Linked DNA regions of Mus musculus: regions 2 and 3 are each linked to region 1. A link is a loop called in an ENCODE intact Hi-C map of the cell type or tissue named here. Cell type or tissue: left cerebral cortex. All regions are shown on one strand. Region 1 holds the start of Gm16702 (predicted gene, 16702). Region 2 has its middle 140 kb from the start of Gm46585. Region 3 has its middle 28 kb from the start of T.

Region 1 (8,000 bases):
CCTACAGATGACTTTCCTTTGGAAAGCCACCCACAGATTAGTAGATTGGTCAGCTATCATGTGAGAAGCTTTTTATGGCAATCAACTAACAGCCAGCCACTACTGACCAATGTGCAGAGAATAAGAAATTCAGAAAGGCTTAACCCTGGGTGGGATGCCTTCATCACAACCCTTCCACCCAAGGAAGAGGGGGCAGGAGGATTACAGGAGCCATAGGTGGTGGACGACCACACAGAAACAATGCATTCTGGACACAGCAGAGCAGCTGCACATAAGAATCTACAGCCGTTGAGGCTGTGCACAAAACTCGGGCTCAGACAAAATTACAGCATTGAGGAGAGGAGGTGGCATGTAGTCCCTCCCGCCCCTAGCTAAAGGCTACTGGCGCTGATCTTTGCCTGGAGAGAGAGTCAGTTTTAAGGGTGTGATTCCTGTGAACACGCTTGACCCAGGGAGTGGCACTATTTGGAGGTGTGGCCTTGTTGGAGTAGGTGTGTCACTGTGGGTGTGGGCTTTAAGGCCCTGATCCTAGATGCCTAGAAGCCAGTTTTCTCCTAGCCGCCTTCAAAATAAGAGGTGGAACTCTCAGCTCCTCCTGCACCATGCCTGCCTGGATGCTGCTATGCTCCCACCTTGATGATAATGGACTGAACCTCACAACCTGTAAGCCAGCCCCAATTAAATGTTGTCCATTTAAGAGTTGTCTTGGTGGACACGCAAACTTTATATGCCCCAGTACAGGGGAACGCCAGGGCCAAAAAGGGGGAGTGGGTGGGTAGGGGAGTGGGGGTGGGTGGGTATGGGGGACTTTTGGTATAGCATTGGAAATGTAAATGAGCTAAATACCTAATAAAAATGGAAAAAAAAAAAAGAGTTGTCTTGGTCATGGTGTCTCTTCACAGCAGTAAAGTCTTTGTCTTGCTGTGCCAAGACAAAGGGTGCGGCCCCTGGAGAGTAGGCCAGCTTCTAGTGAATGCCATAGCTCTATGAGTGTATGGGCAGCATAAAGTGTACTTGACGAATTAAAACAAACATACAAAAACTAAAAAATAAAAACACAGAAGGTTGAGTGGGTAGAAAAGGGGGTGGGGTAAATATGACCCAAATGCATTGTATAAGACTCTGCAAGAACTAACCAAAATGAGAAAAGGAGTTTAAAGGAGTTGGTATATGAAGACTACATTGTGGTCAATAAGAGAAAGGGTGAATCATGCTTACCAATAATGTAAAACAGGTTATCATCCCACAAGACCACAGCCCACAGCCTGTATAGTTGTATTTACACAACAAACGAGAAGGGAACCTGTCAAAAGTATACAACCAAAGGAGAGGAGGGCAGGGGGAGGTGGGGAGGCACACCCTTCTCTTGGATGGTAGTTATTCTTCTGTTCCTTGCCTGGTCACATGAAAGTGGACCACGGGAGAGTATGGTCCCTATAAGTTTGCATGGGGGTGAGGTAGGGAATCTGATGTTTTAAGAATTCTAAGCACTTTGAGTTATTACAAACCACACACCTGTACTGTGATATCTTAAGTAAAATTATAGGAACTATGTCTCTTAGCTGAATTAGGGGCTGAAGAAGGCACTGAACCCAAGAATTCGAAAAGTTGTAGATTCAAAAGTGTGTGTGTGTGTGTGTGTGTATGTGTTTGTGTGTCCTGTATTAAATTCTTGCAGGTTCATTTAAAATTAATGTCAGGAGTTCCATTACAAACTGATAATATGCTGTTCTAATGTTCAGTGCATGGCACATGAAATGTACAAATGAAAATATATTTGAATTTATTTTCATTGAGCAAAATGTATTGACAGGAATGTAAGCGAAGGCATGTGTGCAAATATGCACACACTCAAGGACCCAGCAAGGTATGTGTGCACAGGCTCACTCAGGGACCCTAGGAGACACCCACTCTTTACCACAGTTCCTACTGGGGTCGTTTAAAGTGATTTGTTATGGCTCTTTAAATATGAATAAGGTGTTTACAGTGATCTTCTTATATGACACACCCCCATCTTCCCATAAACGATCATAAGTTTTAAGCGATTCTAAGACATACCTAGAGCCCTCCTGAAACTTATCAACTGGTTTTCCCACACACTTCCTGAACCATCTCAGATGCGAGGGCTTCAAAGGCTGGGAATTCCTAAATCTCTCTCTGTGTGTGGTCTGGGGAAAATGTCCTTGAGAAGGACCTGTGAGGCTAAGGTTCGGGGTACCCAGGCCTGGGAATTTCAGGTGCGAAGAATAGCCGCTGGGTGTCGCTGCTGTAAGGACAAGAAGGTGCGAGGACCTGCATCCTTGAGGATGCTCGAAATGTGCGCAAGAAGTAGGGTGCCCCTACAGCGTCTGTAAGAGGCTGGGCCTGCCATGGAAGAATTCTAGCCCGGCGGTAAGCATTTGGAAATCTCTTAGACAAGCTCCTTTAAGCAACCTGAAAGCATGGTTTACAAATTGGCAGAAACTGAGGAACGTTCGGGAAGTCAAATGACTTCTTTTAAAAGGAGAAACCTTTCAAAAGACTCTGGAAGGTGGACCTAACACCTCCGGTCTCCCACGGTGGCCAGCAAAGGGTGTGTTGGGGGGTAAGGGGAAGGCAGTCCTTTACCTTGGAGTTGGAAGCCCATCTGCCCCCTGCAACTGCAGGTCCTGAGAAGAGATCACAGCATCCGATGGTCTTTCCTCCTCACCCCTAACGACACAAACTTGAAGGGGGAACCGATGGAGACTACAAACAGGTTTATAGCCTGCCAGCAGGGCTCAGGGCTCCAAATTGCCCGGCGAGGCAGTCCCCGGTGGTTTTGGCGGGGCGGGTGCGCAGGGCCCCGCCGCGCACTCATTAGCGCCCACTCTGCTTAATGGCTTCCTGTGGTTGCTTGTTTACTTCTTCCTTGCCTGAGGCTTTGTTCCTGGCCACCGCTCGCCTTGCCCACCACCTTTCTTTGCTTGTTTGCAGTCGCAGCCCGAAGCTTGGTCAGCATCCCCGCCCAAGGCTTCAACCAGGTTCCCTTCCAGGTCCAACGCCTACCTGGTAAGACAGAATCCCGGTAAGACGTGTACTCCTGAGAGCAGGAACACGCTGAGCATCCCAAAGGCCCAGAAAAGGGGGCGCTGCTTCCTGCTGTGCCAGGCGGGCATTTGTCACAAATCCCTCCACCAGAGACAACCGCCAATCACTTGCCCAACAGGCAGAGGGGAGGGAGACCCAACACCTCTACCTAAGCTCTATACACCGGTGAGCCTCTCTAAGGATCTAAAGCTCGAGTAAGCAACACCCCCACCCCACCCCCAGCGCTGTTCCTTTTACCACTTCCTGTAGAGGGGGTAAGAGTTCTTTCTTTAGAAAGCCACAGCCTGAATCTGAGGTAGTCCATAGTCTCCACAAAAAAATTAGCATAGCCTGCCTCCCATTTCTGCATCAGGAGTTAGATGGGGGTCGGGCGGTGTCTGTGGAATGCAAGGTGCGTTTTGGTCATCCAAAACGAAACGAATGAACACTAACCTGTAGCTAGAGGGCAGTGCATGGCCGATTTTATTTCACTCTTGGATTTGTTAAATCTCAGGCCCACCGCAGATCAGATCAAACCTAATGGTCTCTGTGCCAGGTGCATTGTTAGTTCATAGGCCACTCCACTAGGCTCCTCTCAGGGACCTAGCAGTGACTTACGCCATCCTCTGTCTAATGCCAGGAGCGCAGGTGCGGGCTCTGTATGAAAAGACTACCCAGCTCTCTCTGTTGTAGGCGTTCTCTCTCCCCCTTTCTTCTGTCTTCGGAATCCCCTTTCTCACCTTCTCTGTGCCTCTCTCTGCGTGTCCTCCAGACTCGCTTACTGCCTCTACCCTTCCCAGGTGTTACTCCTCTCTCTTCTCCCAGTAAGGCCCCTTTATACCAGCTCTAACAGCCTGGTATAATTTCTCAGGGACATACCTTGGCATGGGCCCACCAGGTACCTCCCTCTCTGCATTATATTTCATAATAGTCATGAACTCCAGCTAAGCTCTGTGTCTGCCAGCTTCTCAAAGAGATTCCCTTACCCAATGCTGTCCCAGAAGTCCTGGGGTTAATCTCTGCACAGAAAGTGACTTTGGAATGGCCTTTCCATTAAGCAGCTTTGGGCTTGGTTGCTTGATGCTAGAATCACATATAAAAGCCATTCAGAATAGTCAACGGTAGCTGTTCCTCCATGTGTCTGAGACTCCTTTAAGAGTGGTCCTGGAGATGGACACCAGCACCTATGAAGCAGAAGTATGTTTGAATGGGGAAGCATCCCAAGGCCTCCTTTCTGCTGAACTGGCAAGCACAGCAAATAGCATGCGCCTGTGTCGCAACTAGGATAGAGAGTGGTGTCACAGAGGACAGATGATGTTAGAAGCGCACTTCTTCTGGTTGCCTTCAGACCAGCCCCCCTCCCAACCAAGCATCTGCTAGAGTTAACTTCAGGCTGCTACTAATTAGCTTTAAAAACAAAAACAAAGCCAAAAAAAGAACTTATCTATATGCCCATTCTCTTTGGAAAAAAAAAGATTATAGGGTTGCAAAACGAGCTGACCAAATGTGGGATCTTGAAGAACATGAGCGACGACGAGGATTTCTGGAAACTGGTTCAGGAGGAAGCTCTTGGAGTGGGAACTAAAGAAAAGCTCCAGAAGATAAAACTTAAGTGTATGGATATTTCTTCCCCGATCCCTTGGGGGTTTTTGTCCCTTTGAGCATGCAGTTTGTCTTCTTGGCCCTTAGCCATTATCTCTATTTTAAAAAGAGCCCTGTGGGTCTGGGAGGTCGGCTCAGCCAATGAGGTGCTTGCTGTGCAAGTGTGAGGTGCTTGCTATGCAAGCGTGAGGTGCTCAGTTCAATCTCTAGCATCCATGTAAAAGCCAGGTGCGGAGTGGAGCTTGTGATCCCCACATCAAGGAGACAGAGAGCAAGGATCCATAGGCTGGCTGTACAGCCAGGCTAGCTGAATTAGTGAACTCCCAGGCAGTGAGAGACTCTATTTTTTTTAAGGTGGAGAGTGATTGTGACAGACCTGATAACAATCTCTGGCCTTCACACAAATCTTTACTTGTACACACACACATATACACACATACACACAAACACACAAGCATGCATGCACACCTGAACACACACACATATGCATGCACACCCCCACATGTGCACACCTGCAGACATGCACACATGCGTGCACACACACACACACACACACACACACACAGCAGTGGCATCTTTTTTATTGCATCTTAATTGGACCCAGGAGCTCTCAGTTGAACCCAGGTCTACAAGCAGGTTGGACAAGTATTTTAACACATCCTCAGCTCTTTATTTGAAACAAAACCCAAACAAAAGCAACAATAACCATTTTGAGGCAGTCTTATTAGGTTGCCCAAACTGATCTCAAACTTGCAGTCTGCTACCAGCCCCTGCGCTATGACGTCAAGCATTTTGAAAGACAAGATCTCCATATGTAATGCAGCAAGCCGCTCTCAAACCCCTGCCCTTTCTGTTGGCAGTTCCTCCTAAGCCTCCTGGGTACCAGGGATTCAGTTGTAGGATGCCACACTTAGCTCCATAAGTAAAAATATCCAATATCATATAGATATACCAATTAGATAAATGAAGGCTGAAATTCAGAAGTAAGTCTTGCATAGATAAAAAGCTTGTAAATTTCCAGTTTTATATTTAAGGGAGCAGTCTACTCAAGCCCTGAGCTGGAATTTTAACCTTAAGCAGCCCATCTCAACACAAGCTCACATTGTGCCTGCATATAGGATAATGGACGTTTATACAGTACACATTTGGCTCTTGATAACCCTTTAGTCTCTCTCCCCAGTGATGAATCCCAGGCCCTGGCCACCAGCTGCTTCCAGGAGAAGGGAGACCGAGATGCTGGTCAGCAGTGATCAAGACAGTGGGGCACGCCAGGGAACACAGGTAAGAGTTTCTCCCAGCATGAAAATGCACTTTTTCAATGCATTTTTTTCTCTACTAAGGAAAAAATGTTTCATGTCTACTACATTACAGTCCTGTTTGTTTGTTTAGCAGTAAAAGAACCATTTAGGGAAGCAATTGGAGTGTCCTGCATTTTGAAATTCTTACTACTTTTGGAGTTTGATACTTTTACCTCACCTGCCTAATTTCATTTGAAGAATGTACAACAAGGACGCTCTTGATTCCTGTCTTCCTGGTGCATCTTGGGAGAAAAACAAAGCAAAACAAAACAAAACATGGAATTGAAATGACTCAGGGAAGGGGACAGGTTAGCAAGAAAAGTGTGAGTTACTTTTAACTGAATACATACTTACTGTGACTCTGTCCACCGAGGTGGGGGAGGGCATGGAGCTCATGTTGTCATGGTGATGGAGAAGCCTCGTCCTGGGGAAGGAAATCTGAACTTGACTTTTGACCTTGCTCCCTAACAGGTGGTTTGGATAGTGACCCCCCCCCCCAGTCATGTCTTCCTAGAGGTACAGAAACAATGTCTGCCTAAAAGGGCCTCTTAAAATCAAGTGGTGGTAGCACAGAGTGGCCTTTAATCCCAGCACTTGGGAGGCAGGCAGATCTATGAGTTTGAAACCAGCCTATTCTACAAAGTGAGTTCCAGGACAGCCAAGGCTGCACAGCAAAACTCTGTCTCAAAAAAACAAAACAAAACAAGCAAATAAATAAGTAAATAAATAGATAAATAAGGTCCTTGTAGGAGGAGCCCACATGCAAAGGTCCTGGAATCAAGCGCTCTGGAGGATAAGCATGAAGACTGAATTGTTACAGAGAATATTGTTTTCAACCACAGATGGTTGTGTGAACTTTGATTTTTTTTTCCTTTTGGAGATAGGGGCTACATAGCCCTAGGTTGGACCTCAAAATTGCAATCCTCCTGTCTCAGTGTCCCAAATGCCAGGATTGTAGATGGGTGCCACTATACTCAGCTCAAATAATCTTATTAACTTAACCTGTTGAGTTTTGAACTTCTCTACTGGAAAGCTATTTCAGCCCAAGAGGCAGCCAGCACACTTAGACACATTCTACCCTGCCCAGTCTGTGAGCAGAGCTGAGCCACACTCTGGTGGAAGACTGTTTCACACTCAGGCGCAAGGAGCACCCATTTTAAATTTGCTACACAGACCATATTGAGGAGGGGCAGTCTGTCAGGTGGCTGAACTTGGCTGAAGGTTTAATTTACTTACCAACTGCATTTGCTGGAGAGGACAGACGGGCCCTTGACTATAGACCACAGATGCGTCTAGCAATTTTGAAACAAAATAACTCGTAGAGTTCAGGAAAGGTGGTTTTCTCAATGAGCGGTAAAAACGGGCAACAGCTGAAGACAATCACCATCTTTATCATCTTTGTAGAAGTGGTTTGGAGGTCAGTGTGTGGGGGGTGACTGGGTTTAGGTGAGGGTGTGAGGTTATGAGGAACGACCTCATAAGGGGAGTCTTGGTTAGGCTTGCTCTCCCCATCCTCTACATGCCAGCACGTAGTGGGGAAGTGGCTGTCTCCATCCCTAAGACCTACTCTCTTGGCTCCATGATCTCTGACTTCCACCTTCTGAACTATGAGAAAACAGATTTCTGCCATTTAAATAATCCAGCCTGTGATATGCTATGTTATCCACTGGAACTAAGACAGTAGTCCAATATATACATTACATGGTTCTTTCTTTATCCAGGGTAGCTTCAGAGACTAGAAAAGAGGACCCATAGGAAGGTAAGGGAGTTTCAGATCAATATGGGTGGAGTTCTCTTTTGTTTATTAACAACTGGTGCACGCCTTTAATCCCAGCACTCGGAAGGCAGGCAGGTGGAGTGAGTTCCAGGACAGCTAGGGCTATGTAATGAGATTGTGTCTCAAAAAGGGGGTGGGGTGAAGGGTGGGGGTGATTGGCCAGGCTGGCTTTGACACTCCCCTTTCCCCCCCAGAGCATATTGTTATGACAGGAAGGGTCACTTAATGCTTCAGCTAACTCAAGATGTGTAATAACTTATAAAACAGAAGCGACT
Region 2 (8,000 bases), 210 kb after region 1:
GAACCGGCGCAGATGAATGACGGGTGAACTGGGAGGATGGAGTGAGCAAATACACAACAAGCACGTGATCACAGACATGCAGGGATGCCTACCTTCCTGGGAAGCTAGGTCCAGCAGCAGCTCAACCCTGGGCGGAGGCTGCTCAGGTCAAACTGAGGAAAGTTTTCAGACCGCTTTCTGTGGAAGTAAGAGCAAACGAGGTCTGGGGAGGGGCAAGTTTTGAACGGACTTCCTGCTCAGGAGTATCATATGAATAATGGCAGGTGTATTGGAAGGATATGGCCCTCCTGGTGCTGATGTCTATATGAATATATGCTGTGGGTATCCAGGCTACAGGGCTTGGCAGAACCATTGGTTTCTCTGACACTGGCATGTTTTCACTGGGAAGCTGTGAGGATGTATGTCGTGGGGCGCGTTGTTGCATGTGAACTCAGGAAGTAGCTGGCTGTTAGTTGTAACAGCAGCGTGAACTCACACCCAGCCATCTCAAAAGCGTTCTCTCTTGACAGGTGCCCGAAGCCTATGTTTCTTAGTATAGCAATTCATACCCTGGATTCTGCATTTGGAAAAATTGTGTACAAATCATCTTAGTTTGTTGATTTATTTTTGCCTTTGGGGGCAGAGTCTGGCTATGTAACATAGGCTAGCCTCAAACACAAATCCTCCTGTTTCTGACTTCTGAGTGCTGGGATGAGAGGCATGCATGTGCCACCAGGCCCTTTAGACATCTGTTCTTGATGGAGATCTCCAAAGGTCAACCCTATCCCCACAAAATCTACTTTGCTAGTTAGGTTTGAGGAATGTGTAGTTGGCAGTCTATCAGCGGATTCTTGGAAGACATGGTGGAACCTAGGACCAAAAAGAACACAGAGCGCAAGCACACAGAGGGCTGTGCTGGAAGATCTTTCATTTTAGAATATTTTAACTTGTTCTCAGATAATTTCATATCATATAGGTATACAATTTATCTTGATTATAACTGACACAAATCCCCCCACTCCTCCCAGATCCTCCAATCATTCTCACCTTCATGTTCTTTTCTTTTAAACAATATAATCCAATTTATTCTACCTGCATGCCCATGGGTGTTGGATCATCCATAGGAACATGGACAATTGACTATAGTTCACATCCTGGAAGAGAAATGGCACCTGCTTAGCCTGCCCTCAGCAGCCACCACTTGCCAATAGCTCCTCAGCTATTATGAGTGGTCTCATAAGTTCTGCCCTCACCCAAGCTGGAGTGTTTATTGGCTTAAATTTGCATAAATCCCTCCCTCATCAATTCTGGAGTGTTGATTGGCTTGATGTTGTATTGCTGGTGCTGAGAGCTCATTAGAGGGTTTTTGAGTGATTGAGCTCTGCCATGCTTGAAAATATCAGGCTTTTGCTTGCTTGCTTCTTCAGCCTGTGGTTAATTATATTTCCTGTCTCAGGAGTGATGCTGGCCAAATATTCAAGACTTAGCTGGTCTGTGTCTGAGCTCCTCTCCTTCAGGGTCTCTGGTTGAACAGCTGTTAGAACATGAACTGTGTATTCTTACATGTTTATGGGATGTTTCCTCTGAGCCACACTCTGTCCAGAAAACAAAGCAAAGATTTTAGCCATCGTGGACATTATGTCACAGAAGGTGGAGATAGGAAAGTGGAAAAATAATAAAATAGGCATATACAAATGACTTAGAATGTTGCAAAGTGGGATGGTTAGCTTAGTCAACTTGATATAACCTAGAGTCAGCAGGAAAGAAAGTTTCTGAGGGACTGTCTGCACTGGGTTTGTCTGTGAGCATATCTGTGGGGTTGTCTTAATTAAGGTAACTGATATGGAAAAACTCAGTCCATTGTGGGTGGCATCATTCCCTAGGCAGGGATTCCTAAGTAGTGTAAGAGTGGAGGAATTGAACTGAACACGGTAAACAAGGTAGTAAACATGGTTTTCTAAGCATTCATGAGGGCTGGCATCTGACACTTTAAACCTTCATGTTTAGTTTATATCTTAGGGCTAGCCTTAACCACAGATTTTCTAGGGAGAGACCATATGTTCTCTCTTCAAAGAGCCAAGCCTGGGAACATAGAAGCTTTCTCTGAGTCCACTCATCAGTGGCTATGATATGACTAGCTGCCTGAAGGTCCTGCCTTGTCTTCCTCACAATGACGGGTCTGTATATTTAACACAGTGACTGCAAATGAAACTAGAATGAGGTTAATGAGCGCACACCTAAAATAGAGAAGGCAGGTTTACCTGTACACATGAATGGGAGAGAAAAATCTTTCACAATTGATGCCTAGCACTCAGGTCTTAACAGACAGCAGGGATCTAGGGGAAAAAAGCTGAGGGAAGTCACCGATTAGGTAGTGGGTTGGGCAGCTCATTCCTCTATAAGGAGCTTTGTTCCTTGTGGGACAAAAATGAAAGGAAAATACAGAGACAGGTAGGTGATGGAAATAGCCAAACTCTGCATCCTATGTCACAGAATGAAACTGTTTAAGAAGTTGGGAGAGTTGGGAATAGAGATGCCACACAAGTAGACTGAGCTCAAGGGACTAGAGCCGCAGATGAGAGGCGACCTAGGAGTCTGTATGCTCTTCTGACGAGGTTGTCCACACAGTTGTGGCCAGTGGGGTGTCCTGACAAGTGCTGAAGATGGTGTTTCTGAGGCTTTGAGAGTCAGGAGGAATTGACCAGCTTGTAGGACTCCTTCTATATCCTCTGATGGTGGGATCATTTCTAGAAAAACATGCAAGTCGCCATGACTCCATGTGTGTCTTCCATTTACAAATTCTCTCTTTAGCTACGTCTAATCCACTGTGGGACCTATGGATTGATTATTACTTGATTATTTAACAGATTGATTTGGTTTAGTTTTAAGTTTCCCTGGTATTCTGGGATAGTTTCTGTACCTTGCTTACGTTTTCATGTTTTTACTTAGTCTCCAAGTATGATGAACACATGTTTATTTATTTAAAACTCCACTGAATACTGTACCTTGTATGTCCATTTCTGAATTACCAGAGTGATGGAGACTCTGTAGTTCAGAACCTCTGCCATCTCATGACACTCCGACAGAGGTGTCTATCTGTGGGCTCCAGGAGACATGAATGGGGGATGTATTTATCTACAAAGGCTCTCTGTTCTGGGTTTTCAAGCATTCATGAGGGCTGGCATTGGACACTTTCAGCCTTCATGTTTAGTTTATATCTTAGGGCTAGCCTTAACTACAGATTTTCTAGGGAGTGACCAGATGCTATTTTTGTCCACACACTCCTTCCTCTTTACCTCCTGGGGGTCATCGGTCCCCCCAGGACAGCAAGCATGTCCAACCACATAGCTCCCAAGCCTGCTTCTAGCAATCATTTGGAAGCACTCGGAAGCACGTGTACCTAACACTTTCTGTTTGCCTGGTGGCAGTTTTCAGACCCTCTACACTATAATTTTTGCCAGAGAAAACATTTGTCCTTACAGTTGCCTTGGCATAGCTAAAGCTTATTATAGACCCCTCAATATGTATTGAGGGGATAAGTAAGCACACATGCTACTTAACTGGAGTTTGTATCGTACCCTGATGGAGCCTAACAGGATGTTCCATTTACTTCTCAAAAAATCTTCTGGCGTATCACAGATATGATGTATCTACACAGAGAAATGATGTATCTACACACACAGACATGTATGAATCTATACACAAAGACATGATGTGTCTATACATACAGACATGATATATCTACACACAGAGACATGATATATCTACATACACACAGACATGATATATCTATATACAGACATGATATCTCTACACACAGACATGATGTATCTACACACACAGACACGATATATATACACACAGACATGTATGCATCTACACACAGAGACATGATATAGCTATACACAGAGACTTGATATATCTACACACAGAGACATACATGTATCTACACAGACACGAAGTATCTACATATACAACATGTATGTCTCTATACACACACAATGTTTCTACACACACACACACACACACATGATGTATCTACACAGACATGATGTATCTACGCAAACATGATGTTTCTACACACACACAGACATAATGGCTCTACATGTACAGACATGATATATTTACACACACAGACATGATGTATTGATACATACACACATAGACATGATATATCTACACTCACAGATAGACATGTATGTATGTATCTACACACAGACATGATGTATCTACACAGAGATATGCATGTATCTACATAGACATGATATATCTACACACAGAGACACATGTGTATCTATATAGACTATGCATGTATAGATCTTAGGGAAGTGAGAGAAGCATGGTGGGCCATTTACATTTCTGTCTGGTGGACTACTGACTCTCAAGTGGGGGTGTTTTGAGAGGGTATAGCCAAATAACACAGGGACTTTGGAAAGCAGGCTTGTCATTCACAGCACTGGCTTGTGTTTGAGAAGTTTGTGGCTCTCATTTTCCCTCTAGAGCAGTCTTTCCCAACCTTCCTAATGCTGGGACCCTTTGATACAGTTCCTCATAGTGTGGTGACCCCAACCTTAGAATTGTTTCATTGCTACCTCATAAGAGTACTTTTGCTACTGTTAAGAATCCTAATATGAATATCTGATATGCAGGATATCTGACATTCAACCCCTGTGAAAGGGTCCTTCAGCCACCAAAGGGGTCACAACCTACAGGTTGAGACCACTGCCAGGTGGTTCCCAAGAGGCTACCCTTCTGTCTGTCTTCACCTTTACAGCGCAGCTGCCTACCGGCTAGGTGACACTTTCTCTGCTACATCCTCCGTTTAGTCCTTGCTGACATCTCAAATGGACTTGATGAAATGTTGACGGACATTTAAGAATGTGCATAACCTCTGACTGTCAGTCTGTGTCTGGCAGACGTCTTTATCTGCTGTTTGCTGCCACCTAGTGGTTCACAGCTGCATAGGCCGTATTACACAGTCTGTAGAATTCTGTAATTGCTCCCAATCTGAGGACACATAACAACTGGGTAATTACAAGCCCGGTCTGCCTGGGTCTGCCCTCCCTCTGTGTTGGTATCCTTCCCCTAAATTATTCCTCTGTTGTATCCAATTATCCCCCAACCTCCCTCAGTTTAGGATGTGTGTAATAATTGCTTCAACAGAGCACAGACCAGGATGGTTTTCAGTTAATCTGATCTGTTAGTCAGGCTCATGTCTGGGCTCCTCCTTCAGGGTTTCAAAGGACACTTCACTTAAACTTCCCAGTAGTATCAGGAGCACACAGTTTATATCACCTGAGGTTTTTGTGTGTGATTTGAACAAATGCAGGTGGTTCAAGTTGACCAAAGGGGTTGTGTGCAGGTTGTTTAAAATCCAGGGCTGCAGTTGAAAGTTTCAGTGGGCTGACCCAACAGAAGAGGAAGCGCCAGCCTGCTGCCACCCAGCTCTGTGACTATGGGAGGGTCACATTATTGTGCCCCTGTCAGAGCCTTTCATGGAGTAGACACTGGCACCCTGGCATTCATGCTCTTGGGGTCCTTCATTAATGATAGATAGGAGACCAATTAGCCTCAAAAATAGATATAAGTAGAGTGGAGTGAAACACAAGAGAGACAAACATCACATGCTTCTCCACCTACAGACTCCACACTGAAAAAGGAAGAAGAACGAGAGAAAGAAAGAGAAGAAGGAAGGAAGGAAGGGAGGAACGAAGGAAGGAAGGAAGGAAGGAAGAAGGGCTGGAGTGATGGCTCAGTGATTAAGAGCACTGGCTGCTCTTCCAGAGGTCCTGAGTTCAATTCCCAGCAACTACCTGGTGGCTCATAACCATCTGTAATGGGATCCAATGCCCTCTTCTGGTGTGTCTGAAGATAGCCACAGTGTACTCATATACATAAAATAAATAAATCTTTTTTTTTTAAAAGGAAGGAAGGAAGGAAGGAAGGAAGGTGTGATGGTTTGTATATGCTGGACTCAGGGAGTGGCACTATTAGAAGGTATGACCTTGTTGGGAGTAGGTGTGTCACTGTGGGGGTGGGCTTTAAGACCCCAACCCTAGCTGCCTGGAAGCCAGTATTCTGCTAGCAGCCTTCAGATGAAGATGTAGAACTCTTAGCTCCTCCTGCACCACACTTGCCTGGAAGCTGCCATGTTCCCACCTTAATGATAATGGACTGAACCTCTGAACCTGTAAGCCAGCCCCAATTAAATGTTGTCCTTAGAAGAGTTGCCTTGGTCATGGGGTCTGTCCACAGCAGTAAAACCCTAACTAAGGCAGAAGGAATGAAGAAACAAGCAGAATGGGGCTATTTGAGAAGAGAAGAGAAAGGGCTCTGTAGGGAGTGAGGGTGAACAGGACCGAAGGGCCTTGCATACTTGTAAGGAGGTGGCATATGAGCCTATCATTATATTACACATTATGTTAATATGCCCTAATAAAATGCTTCTAGAAATCAACAACATATTTATCCCACCAGGCAATGGGGAGCTCTGGGGAAGAGGAACCCACTTTATATGCCTGCCCCTCTTCCCCCTGCCCCTCTCCTCTCACCCTAGCCTGCTATGCAATATTTCCCAGAAGGCACCACACCTCAGGTCATGGCAGAAGGAGACAGCAGTTTCTTTTGCCCCTAGTCACTGTGGTTGTGACTCTCACACAGCATGACCTCCTACTGTGCCAAGCCACTGCCACTGGGAGGGAATTCAGTCTCCACATATACTGGATCCTGCACCACCAGCCATTTGTGCAGGTTCCCGAGGCCACAGATAACACGGATGGCCCAAAACCAAAGCCACAGTCCCCGCCATCATCTCTTGGGGTCACAGCGAGGAGCATGGGTCAGCAGCAGGCCCTTCCTTCAAGTCAAGCTCAGGCTCTGCCATACTCTTAGTTGCCCTGAGATACCCTAGTGCATACAGAGCTTGGAAAACCAAAAGCCCCAGTGTCCTCTTGGGGTGGATCGTTCTCTGAATGTCCAGCACTAATCCATGAGCCTCTCTTCCTCTTGTGGTTCAGCTTCTCCGGTTGGGAAGAGAGAGGCAGCTAATCGAAGCCCCATAGCTTTCTCTGGGGCCAGGGTAGTGCAATGGGAGATGGGGCCTTGAGGCCTTGGGTTCAGTACAGAAAGATGCCACCTAGATCTCTGGGAATACACTCTGGGAGATGTTGCAGCCACGTGCAGAGTGGGGAGTGTGTGGTTCTCCTCTTAAATGCTTATTAAGAATCAAATGCTGCTTTGGAAGATCCATGTGCTATGCTATTCACCATAGAGCACCTGCATGCATTTATACAGGCAGAACCAGAGGCTGCCAGACTACTGACAGTCTGAGCACAGTAGGACTACAACTATGGCTGTCCAGAGCCTGGATAAAGTTGCAGGGGAAGGCCTGGCAACGAGCTTGTCCTTGTTTAGCTGAAAGTAGAAACACCCGGTCTTAGCTACGCCAGCACTAGGGTTTAAATTTAGATTTATTTGGAACTGGGGAGATTGCTCGATGGTTAGGAGCACTGACTGCTCTGGTAGAAGACCTAGAAGGTGGCTAACGACTGTCTGTCTGTAAGTCCAGTTCCAGGGGATCTGATGTCTTTTTCTAGCCTGTGTAGGCACTAGGCATGTAAGAGGTGCACAGACATACACTCAGGTAAAATACCCATCCGATACAATTCAATATTAAATTAGATGTATCTGGCAGCTTCTTCTTCAGCTTGGTTTTCTACGCAGGATGATATTAATGGCTGGTTCTAATTCCGTTGCTCATGTTACACTAACACTATGCTGTGCTCTGCTGTGTCCTGCACTCTGGGAACAAAGGGGTCCTGGGGAGCTACACTACCACCGCTGAGGTCCCTGAGTCAGCAACCAGAGATCTTTTGTCAAAGATCAAGTCCCCGCCTGCATGGTGTCTGATGGCACTAGAGGCTGTGCCGTGAGCACTTAAGTGCCTTGTAACTCCTGTGATCATGTCCTGGAACAGGGCCTCTCTTTTCCTTTTTCTTTTTCTTTTTCTTCTCCTTTTTCTT
Region 3 (8,000 bases), 72 kb after region 1:
GCCAATTGCTAAGGAAGGACTCAAGCCACTGCAGGTGGTGCTATTCATGGGCAGGGGGCACTGGGGTATATAAGGCAGGCTGAGCAAGCCATGGGGAGTAAAGTCACTAAACAATGTTCCTCCATGGTCTCTGCTTCAGTTCCTGCCTCCAGATTCCGGCCTCAAGTTCCTGACCCTGCTTCGCTTCAGGGCAAACTACAACTGTAAGCTGAAATGAGCACTGGTTTCTTTTAGTCATGACATTTATCACAGCAGTAGGAGACCAAACTAAAACAATACCCATTGTGGATACTTCTCATCAACAGAATCATCTAGTATATAGTCTCTTGTCACTGGCCTCTCTCTTTTGACATTTCCAAAATTTGCTCAAATTGTAGTATGTAATGGAATACCACCTAGTCTTACTACTGAGTATTTCACTTCATGGATACATTGTATTTTGTCTGTCTCCAACTCCCCTGGATGGAGATTTGAGCCATTTCTACTTTGGGGCATCACAAACATTGTATCTGTGAACATTTGTATAGATTGTTACGTGAGTGTGAATGTTTACCTTCCGTTTTCTTGGGTTTATTTCTAGGAGTAGAGATCGTGAGCCAAACAGTGACTGTTTAATATTTCCTGAGAGCTTTTTCTAAGCTCTGCTCTGTTTTTCATCCCATTGCCAACGCAGGAGGTTCTGGTTTACACACATCCTCACCCAGAATTCTTTCTCCTTCGCTCTAATGATGATGCCAGTGTACCTGGGTCTCACATCACCCTGGCTTTGATAGTGTGGCCCTATTGGCCAGTGAGACTGATGTCTCTCTGGACCCTTAGTGGCTGTGTCTACGTTACCTGTGGAGGAATGGCTGCCCATTCAAACCCTTTACTGACCTGAAAACCTGGTTTTATTGTTGAGTTCTCAGGACTCTTTATATACTCTGAGTAAAAATACCTCACTGGGCATATGATTTGCAAATGTTTCTCTGATTTTATAGTTTATTATTTTTCTTTTTTGGTGGTCTATTTTAAAAAATGAAAAACGTGTGTGTGTGTGTGTGTGTGTGTGTGTGCGTGTGTGTGTGTGTAGGTAGAGAGCAACTTGTTGAAGTTGGTTCTCTCCTTCAAGGCGGGTTAAGCTCAGGTTGCCTTTACTGTCTGAGCCAGCTCACCGGTCCTGAGGGTTCTTTTGATGTACGAGGTTTTAAATTCTAACAAGGTCTAATTTATTAATTTTCTTTAAAACTTATTTTTTTAAAGAAAATTTTATGTATGGGTATGAAAAACATATATAAGTTCTAGCTAGCCCATACAATCCAGGTATTTTATTTAGAAGCTGTAAGCCTAGACTGGGCAGAGTAGGAGCTATTCTAACTTACCTCCCAGCCATATGTCCCTTGTCACTTGTGGTTTCTCCTGCCACGTGCTCATGGTCCATCTCTTCTCACGGTGGTCCCCTCCTCCTTTGATGTCCTTTCTTCTTTCTCCCTAGCCAGGTAACTGAAAACTTGCCCATTTCTATCTATAGCCCAATCGCAGGCTTTAGTCTTTTATTAGCCAATTAACTTGGGGGAATCAAGGTTCACACAACAAAAGCTGGTGGATGTGAGAATATCCTCATGGGGGCAGTCAGATCTTGGGGGCCAGGATTTAGTATTTGAATACATAGCAGCACTGGACCAACCCCCTACATATGGGCATTTTTCTCCCCTTCAGTATTTTGTCTGTGAATATACACGTATGTCAGTGTGCCACATGTGGTACCTGGTGCTTGTAGAGGCAAGAAGAAGGTGCCAGATTCTCTGGGACCGGAGTTACTGATGGTTGTGAAGCAGCCTTTGGGTCCCGGGAATCACTCCCAGGTCCCCTAGAAGAGCAGAGGTACTCCTAACCACTGAGCCACATCTCTAGCCCTTTAAAATAAATACAATTAACTATTATTGTGTGTGCACGTGCGCCACAGTGTGAGTGTGGAGGTCAGAGGATAACTTTTTGGAGTTTGTTTTCTCCTCTCACATTCATGTAGGTTCCAGGGATGGAACTCAGAGCGCCATACTTGTATGGCAAGCGTCTTCATTCCTGAACCATCTCATAACTCTGAGATTTTTTTTTCCCCATTTGTTTCTTGTGCTTCTGGTGTCTAAGACACCACTGCCCAAGTCGTGAGGATTTACTTCAGTGTTTTCCATAGGAGATTGGAGCCTTTATATTTTGACTGTAGATGTGTCTGTTTCAGTTGATTTTTGTGTGGTGTGTGGAAGTGATCCGAACATCCTGTAAGCAATGGGTATCTGTCTGTCCCAGCACTATTTGCTGAAAATAACCATTCTTCATTTTATCGGCTTGGAATCCTTGGTAAAGACAACCAGGAAGGTCATTTGATTGCTTGATCGCACAGATGCATGGCTGCATGGAGTTCCTCTAATGCTTTCTTCTTCATGATTTTGTAGCTTGTGTTTACTTCACAGTACACCTTTTGCATTTCACCTGGACAGCTGGCTTTCATTGGCAGGAGGATAGAGGAATGGAGAACACACACTGTTAGCAGGAACCCACCGAAAGTTATGCACAAAAGTCTTTTTTAAAAAAGCCCACGAAACACTTGAACACATCACTGCCGAAGTTTGAAAGTAGCTTGAGGATATTTGGTAGTTTCCTTGAATAATACTTGATTTGCAAGGGTCCTTTTATTTGATCTGCCTCAGAGATTGTCCACTGGAATATCCTGATCCCCAGAGCATCGGTCAAAACCAGCAGTGGTTATAAATACAAGTTGCTTAGATCCACAGACAAAATACTCGTGCAGGAGAAGAAAAAAAAAGACTCACCATGGTGCCAATGAGGAGATATGGTGGACATTGTGACCCAGGGCAGCTGGGGCCAGCACCTGAGAGCTGAGGGCTGTTAGAGGATGCTCAGCCAGAATGGAATAATTTCAGGGCAACGTCTACAGAGAACTCCAACCTGACAGGGAGGACGAACAGCATCAGGTGAAAGGTATGCATCAGCTGTTACTACACACACAGAGCCAGCTTCAAAAAGCAACCCTGGTCAAGGAGAGTTTCCTTGGCTGCCTGTAACTCCAGCTCCGGGGCATCTGTCGCCCTCTGCTGGCCACCCTAGATACTTTCACACATGTGGCAGTCTCTCATAAAATAAATCTTAACACAAAACCCCCCTTAAATTCCAATAAATTGAGACTGTTTATAAGAACCAGATAAAGTCTGAATATATATAAACTACCAAAGTTAAAATCAAAAGATACAATAAACAACTTAAACAAATGGGTAATGATCACTGAGATGGACACAGGCGTAGTCTCCCAGCTGCAAAAAGCCCGAGCCTGCAGAGAATAGCTGCTCAATTTTGTCAGCCCTTAAAGAGTAACACGGTGCTTCTCAGGTTGCTACGTGAGGAAAGATAAAGAATGCCAGGAAGTACTTCTACAGAGCCAGTGTTTCTCTGACACCAAAGCGAACCAAGGAGACAACAGAAAACCGTAGGTGCTGGAGAGATGGCCCAGCAGTTACAAGTGCAGAGGACTCAGGTTCAAGTCCCAGCATGCACACTGGGTGGCTTCCGACTTGCCTGCAACTCTGGCCTCCATGGATATCTGTCCCTGGGTGCACAAACACACACACACACACACACACACACACACACACACATATATATAACTAAAAATAAAATTTTAAATCCCAAAGATGACAGTGGTGGTGCACATCTTTAATCCCAGTACCTGGGAGGCAGAGGTAGACAGATCCCTGAGTTTGTGGCTAGCCTGGTCTACAGAGAGAGAGAGTTCCAGGACATCCAGGGCTACACAGAGAAACCCTGTCTCAAACAAATCAAAAACCCAAACAAACAAACCAAAAACCCAAAAACCAAAACCAAAACTCCAAAATCTCAAGAACCACACGTCTGAGATGGATGCAGAAATGAACAATTGAAAGTTGCAAACAGAATTGAACAACAATTATTAAAGCAGCATCCCACAGCATCCCACAGCATCCCCACACCATGGCTGTGCTGGTGTCATCCCAGGGATGCAAAGATGGACCGACAAAGACAATCAACGTAAGAGGACAGGAAGGAGTTAAAGTCAAATAATAATCTCAGTAGGTACAGGACAGGTCGAAGGTCAACATCCTCTCATAATAAAACACCTGGACCACTAGGAGAAGGAAAGGCCGCACCTCAATGTAATAAAGGGAATTTACATGACAAGCCCACAGAGACCATTGTACTAAATAGGGAAAACCTGAACGCATCTCTTATAAAGTCCGGGGGGGGGGGGCGGCAAGAGAAAGAAATGAGAGATACAAACAGGAAAGGAAAAGATAAGGTATCATTAGTTGCTGGTGATATGATTCTATAATGGAGGGGGGGACCTTCCATTCCCCCCCCCCCAAATACTCCACCAGAAAACTGTTACATCTGATATGTGGTATAGAATGGACTCATGAAGCCCATATTTTCTGTACAGGAAATAAGTCTCAATTAAAAAAAAAGTTGTGTGTAAACCTGATGTGGTGGCACACATTTGTAACCCAGCATTCAGGAGGCTGAGGCTGTGTGCACAAGGCTTCAGCTAGTCCCAAAATGAAGATGTAGATCTGGAATATAAACGGGTGGAACCGAAGTTACGAACTCAGCGGGTAGGCCCGGGAGACAGTCGGGAGAGTAAACTTAAGTGACAGCTAGGGGAGGAAGGTGGGGAAATAGAATGTTCCTACAGCTCCGAGATGGACATCGTAGAAAATTAAGACCTCAGCGGACTGAGCAGGCATCCACAACACAGAGACACCTGGGAGTTCCTTTAAATACTGCAGGTGCACATGAGATAAGGAGTTACAAAACATCTCAGTCTGCCTGGCAACAAAACCAGAGTCTGGATCTTGTGTGTTGCAGTAGTATCGAGAGGCTGCTTATCAGAAACTTCTGTTCCCAGGTTAAATACAGTACAGCCGGCCCAAAGCTGCAGAAGTTCATATGGCCACACGATGGCGATGGTGAGCCTGTCTTGTGAAGCGTCATGCCCTTCAGGGCTTTGTCTTGCTAATAATTTTAGTCTTTGGAGTGTGATGGCTGCTGGCTCGTCTAGTTGGGCTAATACTCTCAGCCATTGTGGTGTGCCAGGTAGACTTCTGGGAAACCTGAGCAGGAAGGAAGGGATACTGCAGAATATCCTGAGGACACGATCAGGCATTCTCTATTTATTTTATGTATGTGTTTTGTCCACATGTATGTATATGCACCATGTGCATGCCTATGCCTCAGAGGTCAGGAGGGCATTGGATCCCGTGGAGTTAAAGGTACCAATGGTTGTAAGGTAGGTAATGGGAAGTGGATCTGTGTCTTCTGCAAGGGCAGCGAGTGCTATTCACTGCTGGGCCAGCATCTCTCTAACCCCACAACTATGCATTCTAGAGACCAACTTGTCTGGCAGGGACCTGGATTGAGTTCTTTACAGAGCCTTGGAGGTGAGCAGACAGAGCGGAGTCTCTGGTAGGTGATGATGGGAATGAATGGCAGGAGAGGATTCTGGGAGCTGCCTTGAGGGAAGTATGTCTTGCTGCTGTCTGAAGAGAAGAAACCTCTGTTGTGAGGATATGGGGGAGAGAGGAGTGGTCAGAGCCTTGGTTGGGATGGTGGTGAGGAACCTTGGGGGGATGTGCTTTGTGACTGGGGAAAGCTACAGGAGGTCAGCCTAGAAGAGAGGGGTAAGAACTCTGGCATGTCCCGTCTGGGTAGAGCTGTGCTGCCCTCTGTGTGGGGGAACTGCCAGAGTCCTGTGGGTCATCGGCTCCCAGGGTCAAGACCAAACCCTAGACGGTGGCTACCCAAGACGAATTCAGAGGAATTCAGAATACCGTGGAATTCTCTTGATTTCTAAGAGATTGAGATTGTCAGAGTAGGGAGAAGCCCCGGGGAGTCTGGTGGAAGAATGACTTTAATCAGAACAGGACCAGGAGCAGGGAGTCTGCAGGGGAGGACTGAGAGCTGGGCTGCCCAGAGGTGCTCCATGCCATCAGAGTTGTAGGGGTGCAAGATTGACACCTGTCACCAGGATACCTCTATCTCATTCCCACTGGAAGACTTAAAGCCAGACTGCAGGAGGCCAAGGAGAGCTGGACTCAGACTGGTGTCAGATGGTGGGCCAGTTCTAACAGAAGTATGGGCATGGAAGGAGCAGAGGCAGGCGGGAAGGGAACACTGCTCCCTCAGAACCTGTGCCGATGTCTTTGGCGGTGCATTGCTGTGGCAGAACCCCTGACAAAAGAGACTTTAGGAAGGACCGGTTTGGTTTGACCCCAGTCTAATGGAGCAACACACCGTTGTGAGGGAGTCAGAACAGCAGCAGGAGCATGGGGCGGCTGGTTTCACAGGGTCCACAGTCAGGCTAGTACCATAGCCCGTGGGATGGTACCATTCACACTCAGAGTAGATCTTCCCTCTACAGTTAAACCTCTCTGGAAATACCTCATAGACAACCCCACCTCCAGCCCGGGTGATCCCAAGTCAAGGAAAATTGACAAGGAAGAAAATCAGCGTCAGTAGTGGAAAGCTCAAACTGTAAATAGTATGACTATCTGTGATGTTACCATGGCTGGACAAATGGGCAGGGAGGGACTTGAGATTTAAACAAAGCCAAACCTGTATGGAGCCTTTGCGGCTCAGCAACACAGATGTGAAGGCGAGATCACCCACATCACTGGATACTTACTGCATGTGTGCCCACTCCAGCACATCACTCTTGGATGGTCTCCCCACACAATGGCACACAGGGTGGTTATTCTGCACAGCTAGGATAATGGTTTCCTGGGGCTACAAAATATGCTGTGCTCGGCTCTCTCCAGGCAGGGGCCCGGCTCTCTCCAGGCAGGGGCAGCACTTGCTCTCAGAGTTGTTTTAAGAATTAAAATTGACAGCCGGGTGGTGGTGGCAGCGGCGGTGGTGCACGCCTTTAATCCCAGCACGTGGGAGGCAGAGGTAGGCGGATTTCTGAGTTTGAGGCCAGCCTGGTCTACAAAGTGAGTTCCAGGAAAGCCAGGGCTACACAGAAAAACCCTGTCTCAAAAACAAAACAAAACAAAACAAAACACCCCCCAAAACAAACAAACAAACAAACAGAATGAAAATTGACGAGTCCCACAAGAGCAGTGAGACAGGGGATTCTGGCTTCTGGGTCTGACACACACTGCTCTGTTAATGCGACCCCACACTGTGGGCAACTGTGCTCCACTGTTAAGACATGATGAACTTAAGGGCACATTCAGCTGTGTGAAAGAAGCCATGTGACAGGCTCATTGTAAATCCCTCAGAAAATAAAGAAAATAGAAAAATTTTCCTGTCACCGGTGTGAAGCTGTCTCACACATGCTAGACAGATATAAAGTGTTCCTAGGGGGAAAAAGAATGTCAGAGATCACTCCCGTAATAAATATCAGGGATCACGTACGTAATGTCAGGGAGATCATTAGGGTAACTCCAGCACTAGAGAAGCTGAGGCAGGAGGATTTCAAGTAGGTGACCAGCATGGGCTACAGGGTAAAGCTTATCTCAACCAAAGCATATGAGAGGAGACAGAGACAGAGAGAGAGAGAGAGAGACAGAGACAGACAGACAGACAGAGACAGACAGAGAGAGACAGAAAGAGACTCAGAGGACAGGGTGGGGAGGGGGAGGGAGAGGGGGAGGAGGAGGAGGAGGAGGAGGAGGAGGAGGAGGAGGAGGAGGAGGAGGAGAGACATTTTACTACTATTAGCTGTATGCTGTCTCATCCTGCCCTCAAATGTTTCTGATTGTCTTGTTTTCTGTCTTCCAGCCACCTGGCATCTTTTCTTCTAGAGCTTTCCATAGATCCTTTGCCTCTGCATCTGGGAAGTGATAAAAGTGGAGATTCTGTTCTTTCCTCATGGCATTGACCACAGGCCTGAGAAGCCCCTGCATGTCTCAGCAATGGGCTGGTATCCTGTAGACCCAGAGGCCTGGGACCACGCACAGGCCGCTGACTCT

Evidence for each region. Hi-C counts contacts between places; a loop is a spot of excess contacts. Peaks named below come from ENCODE experiments on the same cell type or tissue, not always from the same donor. Only the 100,000 strongest peaks of a DNase experiment are listed, where the experiment ranks them.
Region 2: it touches region 1 in a loop (2.7-fold over the local background); 8 of 42 quality-filtered maps call a loop at or near these places.
Region 3: a loop joins it to region 1, with 9 times the contacts of the local background. A loop is called at or near these places in 14 of 42 quality-filtered maps.

Annotation. Positions count from the first base shown.
Region 1 is chr17:8,386,381-8,394,380 of GRCm38, forward strand. It overlaps T2 (brachyury 2), which reads left to right. Exons shown (of 11, transcript NM_001161832.1): 2 at 2,956-3,030; 3 at 4,524-4,662; 4 at 5,831-5,931. It overlaps Gm16702 (predicted gene, 16702), which reads right to left and starts at 3,088. Exons shown (of 3, transcript NR_045795.1): 1 at 2,608-3,088. In left cerebral cortex, CTCF peaks have their summits at 2,252 and 3,325; DNase peaks (open chromatin) are centred at 2,271, 3,112 and 3,313; H3K4me3 peaks cover 1,146 bases.
Region 2 is chr17:8,593,042-8,601,041 of GRCm38, forward strand. It overlaps a transcript of Pde10a not described here. Among named protein-coding and RNA genes, the nearest start is that of Gm46585, 140 kb to the right of the region's middle. In left cerebral cortex, a CTCF peak has its summit at 4,926 (motif pointing left); a DNase peak (open chromatin) is centred at 4,923; H3K4me3 peaks cover 348 bases.
Region 3 is chr17:8,458,684-8,466,683 of GRCm38, forward strand. No RefSeq gene overlaps it. Among named protein-coding and RNA genes, the nearest start is that of T, 28 kb to the left of the region's middle. In left cerebral cortex, CTCF peaks have their summits at 3,107 (motif pointing left) and 4,992 (motif pointing right); DNase peaks (open chromatin) are centred at 3,077 and 4,991.